Linked DNA regions of Homo sapiens: region 2 is linked to region 1. A link is a loop called in an ENCODE intact Hi-C map of the cell type or tissue named here. Cell type or tissue: PC-9. All regions are shown on one strand. Each heading gives the region's core, and the rest is flanking DNA. Links, peaks and the distances in the headings are about the cores only.

Region 1 (5,376 bases), core at 57-5,056:
TATGGAGGACAGTTTGGGTGTAGGTTACTGATGTCTCAACTGAATAGCTTGTGTTTTATAAGCTGCTGTTGGCTATTATGCTGGGGGAGTCTTTTTTTTTTATATTGTATTTTTGTATGCCTTTTGCAAAGTGGTGTTAACTGTTTTTGTACAAGGAAAAAAACTCTTGGGGCAATTTCCTGTTGCAAGGGTCTGATTTATTTTGAAAGGCAAGTTCACCTGAAATTTTGTATTTAGTTGTGATTACTGATTGCCTGATTTTAAAATGTTGCCTTCTGGGACATCTTCTAATAAAAGATTTCTCAAACATGTCAGAGTGGGGGCAGCTTATGCCACCTGAGTCCTCCTCAACCACGGAAAACTATTTCAGGGTAGCCACAAGTGATCCAGAGGGCTGCACTTCTCTAACCATGTTGCTAACCTGGTCATTCCACTCTGGGTTCCTGAAATGCCATTTCAGACATGTTGAAACAATGTAGGCTCAGTACTCAGTGAACACGGAATTCTCTTGTGAATTGCAAAGAGTGCTGAATTTGTACTTTAGAAGGCTTGAAATCCTGGCTCCACCACTTCTGCAGCCTTTAGTTTCATCTTTCTGAGTCCTAGTTTCCTTATCGGTAAAATGGGGATAAATGCTACTTCACTGGGTTTTTGCAGGTATTAAATGAAGGGGTAGACTTAAAACTGCTTTCTAAACTATAAAGCCTTATACTCTTTAGGATGGTGTTATTCTTATCTTAGTGGTATGATGACCTTCTGCAAGATGTCTTTTAAAGTTTTTTTCTGAGAATTTATGTTGCAATGTACTTTTTTCTTACAGAAAGATAGTTTTAAAATTCTTTCTCCTGGCTGGGTGCAGTGGCTTATGCCTGTAATCCCAGCACTTTGCGAGGCTGAGGCAGGCAGACTGCTTGAGCTCAGGAGTTCAAGACCAGCCTGGGCAACATGGCAAAAACCCATGTCTACAAAAAATACAAAAATTAGCCAGGCATGGTGGTACACGCCTGTAGTCCCAACTACTCGGGAGGCTGAGGTGGGAGGATGGCTTGAGCCTGGGAGGCAGAGGTTGCAGTGAGCCAAGATTGCGCCACTGCACTCCAGCCTGGGCAACAGAGCCAGACCCTGTCTCAAAAAAAACATTCTTCCTCCTTAATTAATGAAAGAAAGTTTAAGCTTCATTTTCCTCCCATAGTTCTCATAAACTTGCTGTAAATGCAAGACAGGGGAATTCAGTAATAGCTGTTCCTCATAGGGCACTGCTTATGTCTGAACACTCTGCCATATCAACCATGTGTCAGGGCTACAGATGAAGAAACTGAGGTTCTAAGAGTAAACAAAGCTATGCAAATTCACAAGCTTGTAATTCAGTTGTGATTTGAAACCAGCTCTGCCTATCTCCAGAGCAAGAGGTCTTAGTCACTATATTATGATGATCAGCTTGTTTGTTAGCACGGGGTATGTGGAGAAGGTAAACGTGGAATTCCGTCATTTAACTGCTTGTTGTAACTCTCTTTGGGGCTATTGTGCCTGCCACTTATTGGGATGAAATGGAGCAAATGTCCCATGACCAGCAACTCTGAGGCATATGTGTGCTGGGTGGCATAGTCTTGCTGCAAAGGGGCCCCATCTGGGACTGAAAAGCAATCAGTTGCTGTTCAGGATGGCCATGAGCATCATGGTGAAAGAAGCCTCCACTAACTCCTCCTTACAGATGGGACTTGGGTTGGTATTGCCCACCCGAATTCCTATGGAGCCTCAGTACGGTCAAAAAGCTCCTCTTAATTCCTCACATTTACAAAATGACCCTCTTGTGACCCTCCAACCTGGTAAGTAAGCAATATCTGCCTGATGGTACTGGAGCCCAGAGAGTTTTCTTGCTCAAAGTCATAGCAAAATCAGGATTCCAAGCCCAGTCTCCTATCAGGTAAGCTTTTTCCACTTGTCCCCCACTGCACATAGGTAACACACTTAGAACCTAAGAAACTGTTTGGTAAAACTGACATGGATTATTGGAACTCTTTTCTTAAAACTCCCAGTGTATTTTTCTTCCTTTTTTGAGGCCATTAGTCAAGGGTCTGGTTTGTAGGACGTATCTCCCTTTACTGGACCTTGAAAGAATTCAATAAAAATTTTTGAAAGCACTTAGTACAATAGTATGGACCCATGGGTACAGGCATGAATGTTAGTAGTTTTGCATATCTTAATTCTTACAATAACTTGGAGAGCAGGATGCTGTCAGCCCCATTTCACAGAAAAGCCAACTGAAGCTCAGAGACATTTAAGTTGTTTGCCTAAGCCCACACACCTAGTACCAGCTGCCTGACTCCAAGCTTCAGCTCTTTTGAGTCAACTCTGCTGAGAAAGGAGTGGGAATAAAGCCATCTCCTGGGGGAAGGGAGGGTGTTTCTGGAATGCGAAGTATTTTAAGCTCCTTCCTAGCTCTTTTCTACAGACTCCTACCTCTATCTTTGTCTGAAAATAGTCAGGAGTTTATTCCTGGATTTCAGAGGACAATTTCTACAAATTAGGTTTGCCTCTGAATAATGCACCTAAGGGATCACACTCCCAACTCAGGACATAGACAATACGGGGTGACCCAGAAGCCACACTTGGTGTAGCAAAGAGAGAAGGACATCATCTCTGTTAGACAATAAAAGGCTAAAGTGTATGTTTAACTTCTGCCTCTGTTGGCAGTTATTTTGGGGAACTGAGACAGGTTGAACTATCTTAGACGTGCTGAATTTGTCTACAGTGCTCCCGAGGTCAGGATATTCCAGAATATTAACTTTAAAAGGGGAAAAAGAGGATGGGGATGGCTTTGCTGATCTGTGATAAGTGATAGGAGGGAGTGTGAGAGAGGTTTCTTTTTAAGGATAAGATAACCAGCTGGGAGATGATTGATGACCGGGTGACTGGGAAGGAGGAAAGAGGAGGTGTCTAAATGTGTCAGCTAGAGTTCTGTTGGTTGGTGTGTGGGCATTTCTACTGTAAGCCCAGTGGGCGGCTCTTGTTAATGTCTGTTTATTTACACTCCTGGCCAAAGGGAGCAACTGTATTAATGTTACCATTCTCTTGGCAAGCAAATGTAAATATTTAAAAAAGAAAGTCTCTAATCAGGTGTGTTATTAAATGATTAGGCTCAGTGCCAAGGGTCCAGTAGGTGCCCAGTAAATAATGGATTTCTTTTAAACTTGTGGGAAGCAGTATGGTTAAGTGGTCACCCACACCCAACAGTCTCAGTTCCAAATCTTGGCCCTGCATTTTCTAGCATTTTCTTGACCTTGGGCAAATTATTAACCTTTCCTAACCCTAGTTTTCTTATCTATAAAATAGGTAGAAATAATAGCATGCACTTCTTTGGGTCGTCAGGGCAATAGTAAGTGCTCAGTAAATGATTAGTATTATTTAAACCATGTTAACAAGCCACAACCAGAATATAGATTAGTCATATCTGAAAGATGATAGAAGGAATTGGTAAAATAATAAATCTTCCCAGAGTGCACATATTGATGCTTCAAGAGGTGGTAAATTATTAGGAAAGAAATAGCCAGGTTTGGGGAGCTTGAAATAGGCAGCGGAGGAGGGAGGGCAAAGACTGGAGCCTCAGACTGGTTCACAGCATTCACAGCCCATGGCCAGCAGAGGTTGTGCATCAGCAAAGCCATTGCACATACAAACCCTCTACTTTTCCTTACTGGGCACTGTGGTGCCTTTAAACTGAGCCACAGTCAACTGACTCCATTTAGTCATTAATGCCTATATTATTAAGACAGTGACTCTCAAACTTGAGTGTGTCTTAAGAATCTACCCACCCGGCCAGGCGCGGTGGCTCATGCCTACAATCCCAGCACTTTGGGAGGCTGAGGCGGGCGGATCACGAGGTCAGGAGTTCGAGAGCAGCCTGACCAACATGGTGAAACCCCGTCTCTACTAAAAACAAAAATTAGCCAGGCATGATGGCGTGTGCCTGTAATCCTAGCTCTTCGGGAGGCTGAGGCAGGAGAATGGCGTGAACCCGGGAGGCGGAGCTTGCAGTGAGCCGAGATCGCGCCACTGCACTCCAGACTGGGAGAGAGAGCGAGACTCCGTCTCAAAAAAAAAAAGAATTTGCCTACCGTAGGTCAGGGCCAGGAATCTGCATTGCTAACAAGCAAGGAGGGAGGTGAATTCCTGAGGGCACACTTAAAAAAATATTGATATAAGGGGTTGGAGCCCAGGTTTTGCAAAGACAAAAAGTATTCACAGAAGGTGGTGTAGATGCCATGGTTAAGAACTTGGGGCCAGGCACAGTGGCTTATGACTGTAATCCCAGCACTTTGGGAGGCAGAGGTGGGAGGATCACATGAGTTCAGGAGCTTGAGACCAGCCTGGGCAACATAGCAAAATCCCATTTCTACTAAGAAATTAAAAAAAAAAAAAAATGCTGGCAAGCGGGCCTGTGCCGGTAGTCAGTCCCAGCTACTCCGGAAGCTGATGCTGAGATGGGAGGATCACTTGAGCCCAGGAGTTTGAGGAGTCTGCAGTGAGCTATAATTGTGCCATTTCACTCCAGCCTGAGTGACAGAGTGAGACCCTATCTCTAAAACAACAACAACAACAACAAAAAACAAGGAGTTGGGGTTACTACCTGTGTGATGTTGGGCAAATCACTCAACCTCTCTGAGTCCTACAAGTATCCTTCTTCTGTAAAATGGAGATAATAATGATATCTATGTCACAGGACTGTTGTGAAGATTAAAGGAGTTGTTACATGTAAAGTTCTTAGAACAGTGCCAGCTACATAGTGACAGCAATATGTTTGCAATGATACATGAAGGTATGGTTCCTTCCTTCTGGAAGTTTATGAGCATAGAAACACAATCAGAAAATATTCTGGTCTGAAGTAATATAATAATAACAAAAAGATAACACACATGATCACAAACTAAGGCAATATGTGTCTCAAAGAAGTGCTATGAACCTCAGAAGGGGAAGAGAACATTTTGTTTGGAGTCATCATGAAAGTTTTTGTTGGAAATTGTAACATTAACCAGAACTAGAAGTACAGGTAGTATTTGGCTAAATGAAAAGAAGGATGTTCTAGGCTAAGAGAATAGCTTTGGGGAAGAGCAGTTAAGAAGGTTGTGTCAAATCTGGGGACAGGGGAGAAATCTGGTCTGATTTGCTGGCTGGGTAGTCTCATTTTTACAAAATAAGGAGGATTGCACTAGATTTCTAAGGGGATCCTTTCAAGAGCAAACATCCTCTTTGAAATAGGGAAGTCAGGGGAAGAAACTGATTGTGGTTTGGGACATGATGAAATTAAAGTGATGGGGTCATCCAAAATGAAGTACCCAGCAAGTTGAAAATGTGATACTGAGGCTTTAGAAAGGGATT
Region 2 (5,376 bases), core at 173-5,172, 300 kb after region 1:
ACATACACACGCACACACACGCACACATACTTATTTAGAGACAAGGTCTCACTGTGTTGCCCAGACTGGAGTGCAGTGGTGTGCTCATAGCTCACTACGGCTTCTAATTCCTGGGCTCATGCAGTCCTCTCACTGGGACTATAGGCAGGCACCATCATGCTCAGATAATTTTGTGTGTGTGTGTGTGTGTGTGTGTGTGTGGAGGCAGGGGTCTTGCTGTGTTGCCCAGGCTGGTCTCAAACTCCTGGCTGCAAATGATCCTCCTGCCTTGGCCTCCTAAAGTGTCTGGATTACAGGTGTGAGTCACTTTGCCCAGCCTGGATTTGCATTTTAGAAAGATGCTGGCTGGGCGCGGTGGCTCACGCCTGTAATTCCAGCACTTTGGGAGGCTGAGGCAGGCAGATCACCTGAGGTCAGGAGTTTGAGACCACCCTGACCAACATGGAGAAACCCTGTCTCTACTCAAAATACAAAATTAGCCAGGCGTGGTGGTGCATGCCTGTAATCCCAGCTACTCGGGAGGCTGAGGCAGGAGAATCGCTTGAACCCAGGAGGCAGAGGTTGCAGTGAGCCGAGATCAGGCCATTGCACTCCAGCCTGGGCAACAAGAGCAAAACTCCATCTCAAAAAAAAAAAAAGGGAAAGAAAAGAAAAGAAAGAAAAACAAAAAGAAAGAAAGATGCCTCTGGCTGCTGTGGGAGAATGGAAGGGGGTGGGAAGAGACCCAGGCTGAGAGACTGTTTGGAGTGGAAGGGAGAATTAGGATAGGCCTAGGGATCCCATGAGGTATGAGCAGGATGTGGCTGGATGGGGGAGTAGAGTGAAAAGAGAAACAGGTTTATGCCCAGGCTCTTGTGATGTGGGCAATTGGGTGAATGGGAAGGACCAATTGAGTACCTGCCCTATGCTGGGAACTGAAGATGCTGGGAACTGAAGCACAAACAAGACCTACCAGACCCCTACCCTCATAGAGCTTACCCTTCAAATAAATGAATTTATTCATTTATTTTCATATGTTCTGGGATTTTCATATGTTCTGGGATGGTAATAAGCAGAGCACCACGATAGAGAAACAGACGCACCTACTAAGGAAGGGTGGCTTCCATGAGGAGGAGATGTGTGAGCTGAGACCTGGAGGATGAGAAAGGCTCCAGCCAGAGAAAGTGAGTCCTGGAATAAAGATACAGCTAATGCAAAGACCCAAAGGGCCAGGGTAGCTGGAGGGGATGTCATACACCAGGGAGGAGTGCTTGGAGGAGAGCCTGGAGACTAAAGGCCTGAGTGTCACCATCAGGGCCCAGAGGAAGTGCCTGCGGTGTTGAATACACCAGGCAGGGACACAAGAGGAGGGGCAGGGGAAGACCCTCAGTTCAGCCTGGGGCTTCATGAACTTCAGGTGGCCCATGGTTCATCCAGGGAGCATGTTGGAGCTCGCTAGAGTGGAGCTGGGCTGTGGATGCACCTGTGGGGGTCACTGGCGTGGATAGTAATCAAAGCCAGGCGATTAGAGGAAACCACCCAGGGAGAGCAGCATACAGAGTCAGGTCTAAACTTGCACTTGCAGCAGAATGACCTGGAGGGATTGCTAAAGCACAGATTGCTGCCAGGCATAGTAGTATGAGCCTGCAGTCCCAGCTACTCCAGAGGCTGAGGCAGGAGGATCGCTTAAGCCCAGGAGTTCAAGACCAGCCTGGGCTATGTAGTGAGACTCCCACCATCATGTATCTTAAAACAAACAAACACACATTGCTGAGCTGAGCTCCCACTCCTGAAGTTTCTGATTCAGTAAGTCTTTTTTTTTTTTTTTTTTTTTTTGAGACAGGGTGTCGCTCTGTTGCCCAGGCTGGAGTGCAGTGGCGTGATCTCGGCTCACTGCAAGTTCCACCTCCCGGGTTCGTGCCATTCTCCTGCCTCAGCCTCCCAAGTAGCTGGGACTACAGGTGTCCACCACCAGGCCCGGCTAATTTTTTGTATTTTTAGTAGAGACGGGGTTTCACCGTCTTAGCCAGGATGGTCTCGATCTCCTGACCTCGTGATCCACACACCTCGGCCTCCCAAAGTGCTAGGATTACAGGTGTGATCCACCGTGCCTGGCCCTGATTCAGTAAGTCTTGGGCATTCCCAGGTGACTGTGAGTCTGCTGGCCCAGAGGCCACACTTTAAGAACCATTGATATTACATGGGGAGAGAGCACCTAACAGTAAGAAACAGGACCGTGTAAGGGATGATAGAGAAAGACCAACTTGTAAAGACATTTCTGAGAAGGGGCAACTGGAGAGGTAAAAGAAGTTGTGTGAATAATTGAATAATATCTGTCTCCCCACTAGGCCATAAGCTCTAGGAAGGTGGAAGTCAGGGCTGTTTTGGTCTCTATTGTATCCCCAGCAACGTAGCACAGAGCCTGGTCCCAGAAGACACCAGTGTTTGTGAAATGGAGTTGGGGAGATGTAAGTCAACTCACAGACGCCAAGGAAGGGAAACATTCCATGGAGGAGGCAGGCAATGGTATCAAATGCTCCAGAAAGGCAAATAAGATATGATCTGCACCCTTTGCCCACTTCAGCACCCCTCATTCTCAGCCAATTTTTCCAGAAAACAGGTCATCCACCAGGAGCTGCCTCCCCTTTCCAGAATCCTCCTCCCATCCTTTGTTTCTTTCCTCTCCTCCTTGGGAGGAACAGTGGAAGGCAACACACTCTTCTGTCCTGGCTGAATGCCTCCCCTAGAGCCCCAGGTCCCACCCCCTCCTTATTCCCTGGGAACTTCGCCACATGACACTTCACTCTCTCCGGGATCTTCCATCTTCTCCCTTCAACCAGCTTATCTTCAGCAACAAACACCCTCTAGTCACTGCCATCTTGAAAAGCCTCCCTGGTTGGATTTACAGTTGGAAATCCCACCTAGCTAGCACCACTGCCACCGTTGCCACCCCTCGGGCTACTCCTCAGCCCCCTCACTGGCCCTTCAGTGCAGGCATTCCAAAGGGTTCCAGTGTTTCACCTTCTCCTCTCCGCCGACTTCTGCCATCATGCAAATGCTGATGACTCACTAGCCTATGTGGTCATTTGTTCACTCAGCCAACATTTCTGGAGCAACTACTCCATTCCAGACATTGTGTTAGACAGTAGGGACACAATGGTGGAGAAGACATTGTCGCCTGACTCTGTGCGGTTTATAGTCTAGTAAGACAGGTGTGCTAGAATTGTTAGAGAACAATAGGCAGAGAAGGTAAGTAGCAAAGCAAAGTGGAGGCGGTGCTATCTTAGATGGGATTGGCATGAAAGGCCTCTGGTGGGAGGTGATATTGAAGGGGCACCTACAGAGTGAAGATGAGCCAGGCAGTAAAGAATCGGGCAAAGAGCCTTCCACGCAGAGGGAAGAGCAATTTGCAAAGGCCCTGAAATGCAAAGGGTTCAAGGAGCAGAAAAAAGAGCTGTGTGGCTGGAGCATCATAAAGAAGGCATGAAGTGGAATGAGACTGAGGAGGCAAGAATCAGTTAGCACATGCAGGGCCTGCAAACCACAGTAAAGAGTCTGGATGCTGTTTTTATTTTTATTATTTATTTATTTATTTGTTTGTTTATTTTTGAGATGGAGTCTCGCTCTGTCGCCAGGCTAGAGTGCAGTGGCGAGATCTTGGCTCACTGCAACCTCAGCCTCCTGGGTTCAAGTGATTCTCCTGCCTCAGCCTCCCGAGTAGCTGGGATTACAGGCACGCACCACCATGCACGGCTAATTTTTTGTATTTTAGTAGAGACGGGGTTTCACCATGTTGGCCAGGCTGGTCTTGATCTCCTGACCTCGTGATCCACCTGCCTCGGCCTCCCAAAGTGCTGGGATTACAGGCGTGAGCCACCGCGCCCAGCCAGCTGGCTACTTTTAAGGGATGATTTGGTACAGCTGTAAGTGGAGACTGCTGAGGCTTCTTTTCTCTGGATCTGTTTCTGGGTCAGAGCCAGATCATGGGTCAGGAAGCTGAGCCGCTTGCCTGCAGAGCTATCCTGGGCAGCATGCAAGTCCCCTTCTCTCCTGAGCATCCCTCTTCCTGCTTTTGGTCACCAGACTTTCATGACAGGCTCCTGGTCCCAGGTGCTCAGGAACTGGGTTGCTGAACATGCTTCCTGTTGACATGAGATGAATTTGTGGGTATGAACTGCTTTGCCAGCAGGGCACTGTGGCTCATGCCTGTAATCCCAACATTTTGGGAGGCTGAGGCAGAAGGATTGCTTGAGCCCAGGAGTTCAAGACCAAGCTTGGCAACATAGGCAATATAGTGAGACCACGTCTCTAAAAAAAATATTATTTTTTTTTTTGAGATGGCATGTCATTCTGTCGCCCAAGCTGGAGTGCAGTGGCACAATCTTGGCTCACTGCAACCTCCGCCTCCTGGGTTCAAGCAATCTGCCTGCCTCAGCCTCCCGAGTAGCTGTGGCTACAGGCGCACGCCACCATGCCTGGCTAGTTTTTGTATTTTTAGTAGAGATGGGGTTTCACCATGTTGGCCAGACTGCTCTTGAACTCCTGACTTCAGGTGATCCACCCGCCTCGGCCTCTCAAACTGCTGGGATTACAGTAGTGAGCCACCATACCAGGCCCCAGAAAAAATTTTTTTAATTAGCTGGACATGATGGCACACACCTGTAGTCCCAGCTACTCAGGAGGCTGAGGTGGGAGGGTTGTTTGAGCCCATGAGGTCGAGGCTGCAGTGAGCTGTGATTGTGCCACTGCACTCCAGCCTGGGCAACAGAGTGAGACCCCATAAAAAAAAAAGGAAGGCCTGCGTGGAGGCTCAGGCCTGTAATCCCAACACTCTGGGAGGCCGAGGCGGGCGGATCACGAGGTCAAGAGATCGAGACCATCCTGGCCAACATGGTGAAACCCCCGTCTCTACTAAAAATACAAAAATTAGCTGGGCATGGTGGTGCACACCTGTAATCCCCCCTACTTGGGAGGAGGAGGTAGGAGAATCACTTGAACCCAGGAGGTGGAGGTTGTAGTGAGCCAAGATCTCACCACTGCACTCCAGTCTGGCAACAGAGCAAGACTCGGTCTCCAAAAAAAAAAAAAAGAAATGCTTTGTCTACCTTAAGGGCCATCCACAAGAGGCACAATCGTTGAGAGTCTGTGTTAGTTTGGGTCCTCAGAAACAGACACCAAAATGGGGTAGGATGTGCAAGAAATTTATTTGGGGAATTCCTGTAAGGAAAAAGGGAGGGGAAGGGAGTAGAAGTAGGTGGGGCAAGCCTTCATACCATGATGCACGTCTGATAGTTGTGTTAAAGAACAAAATTGTTCAAGGATACTCGTTAAAACATGGTAAGGAAACTTTACTCAGGACCATCTTGCAGTGGGGGAGATTGGGCTCCACTCTGAATA

What was found. A loop is a pair of places that touch in the nucleus more often than their neighbours do. Peaks named below come from ENCODE experiments on the same cell type or tissue, not always from the same donor. Only the 100,000 strongest peaks of a DNase experiment are listed, where the experiment ranks them.
Region 2: a loop joins it to region 1, with 2.9 times the contacts of the local background. A loop is called at or near these places in 8 of 110 quality-filtered maps.

The regions. Positions count from the first base shown.
Region 1 is chr1:39,890,361-39,895,736 of GRCh38, reverse strand. MYCL (MYCL proto-oncogene, bHLH transcription factor) reads left to right here. Exons shown (of 2, transcript NM_001033081.3): 2 at 1-309. All of the region lies in intron 1 of MYCL-AS1 (MYCL antisense RNA 1), which reads right to left. Among named protein-coding and RNA genes, the nearest start is that of MYCL, 8.9 kb to the left of the region's middle. In PC-9, for the core only: no CTCF peak of the experiment used is centred there; a DNase peak (open chromatin) is centred at 2,366; H3K27ac peaks cover 393 bases; H3K27me3 peaks cover 576 bases.
Region 2 is chr1:39,588,437-39,593,812 of GRCh38, reverse strand. No RefSeq gene overlaps it. Among named protein-coding and RNA genes, the nearest start is that of PABPC4, 14 kb to the right of the region's middle. In PC-9, for the core only: no CTCF peak of the experiment used is centred there; a DNase peak (open chromatin) is centred at 3,112; H3K27ac peaks cover 769 bases.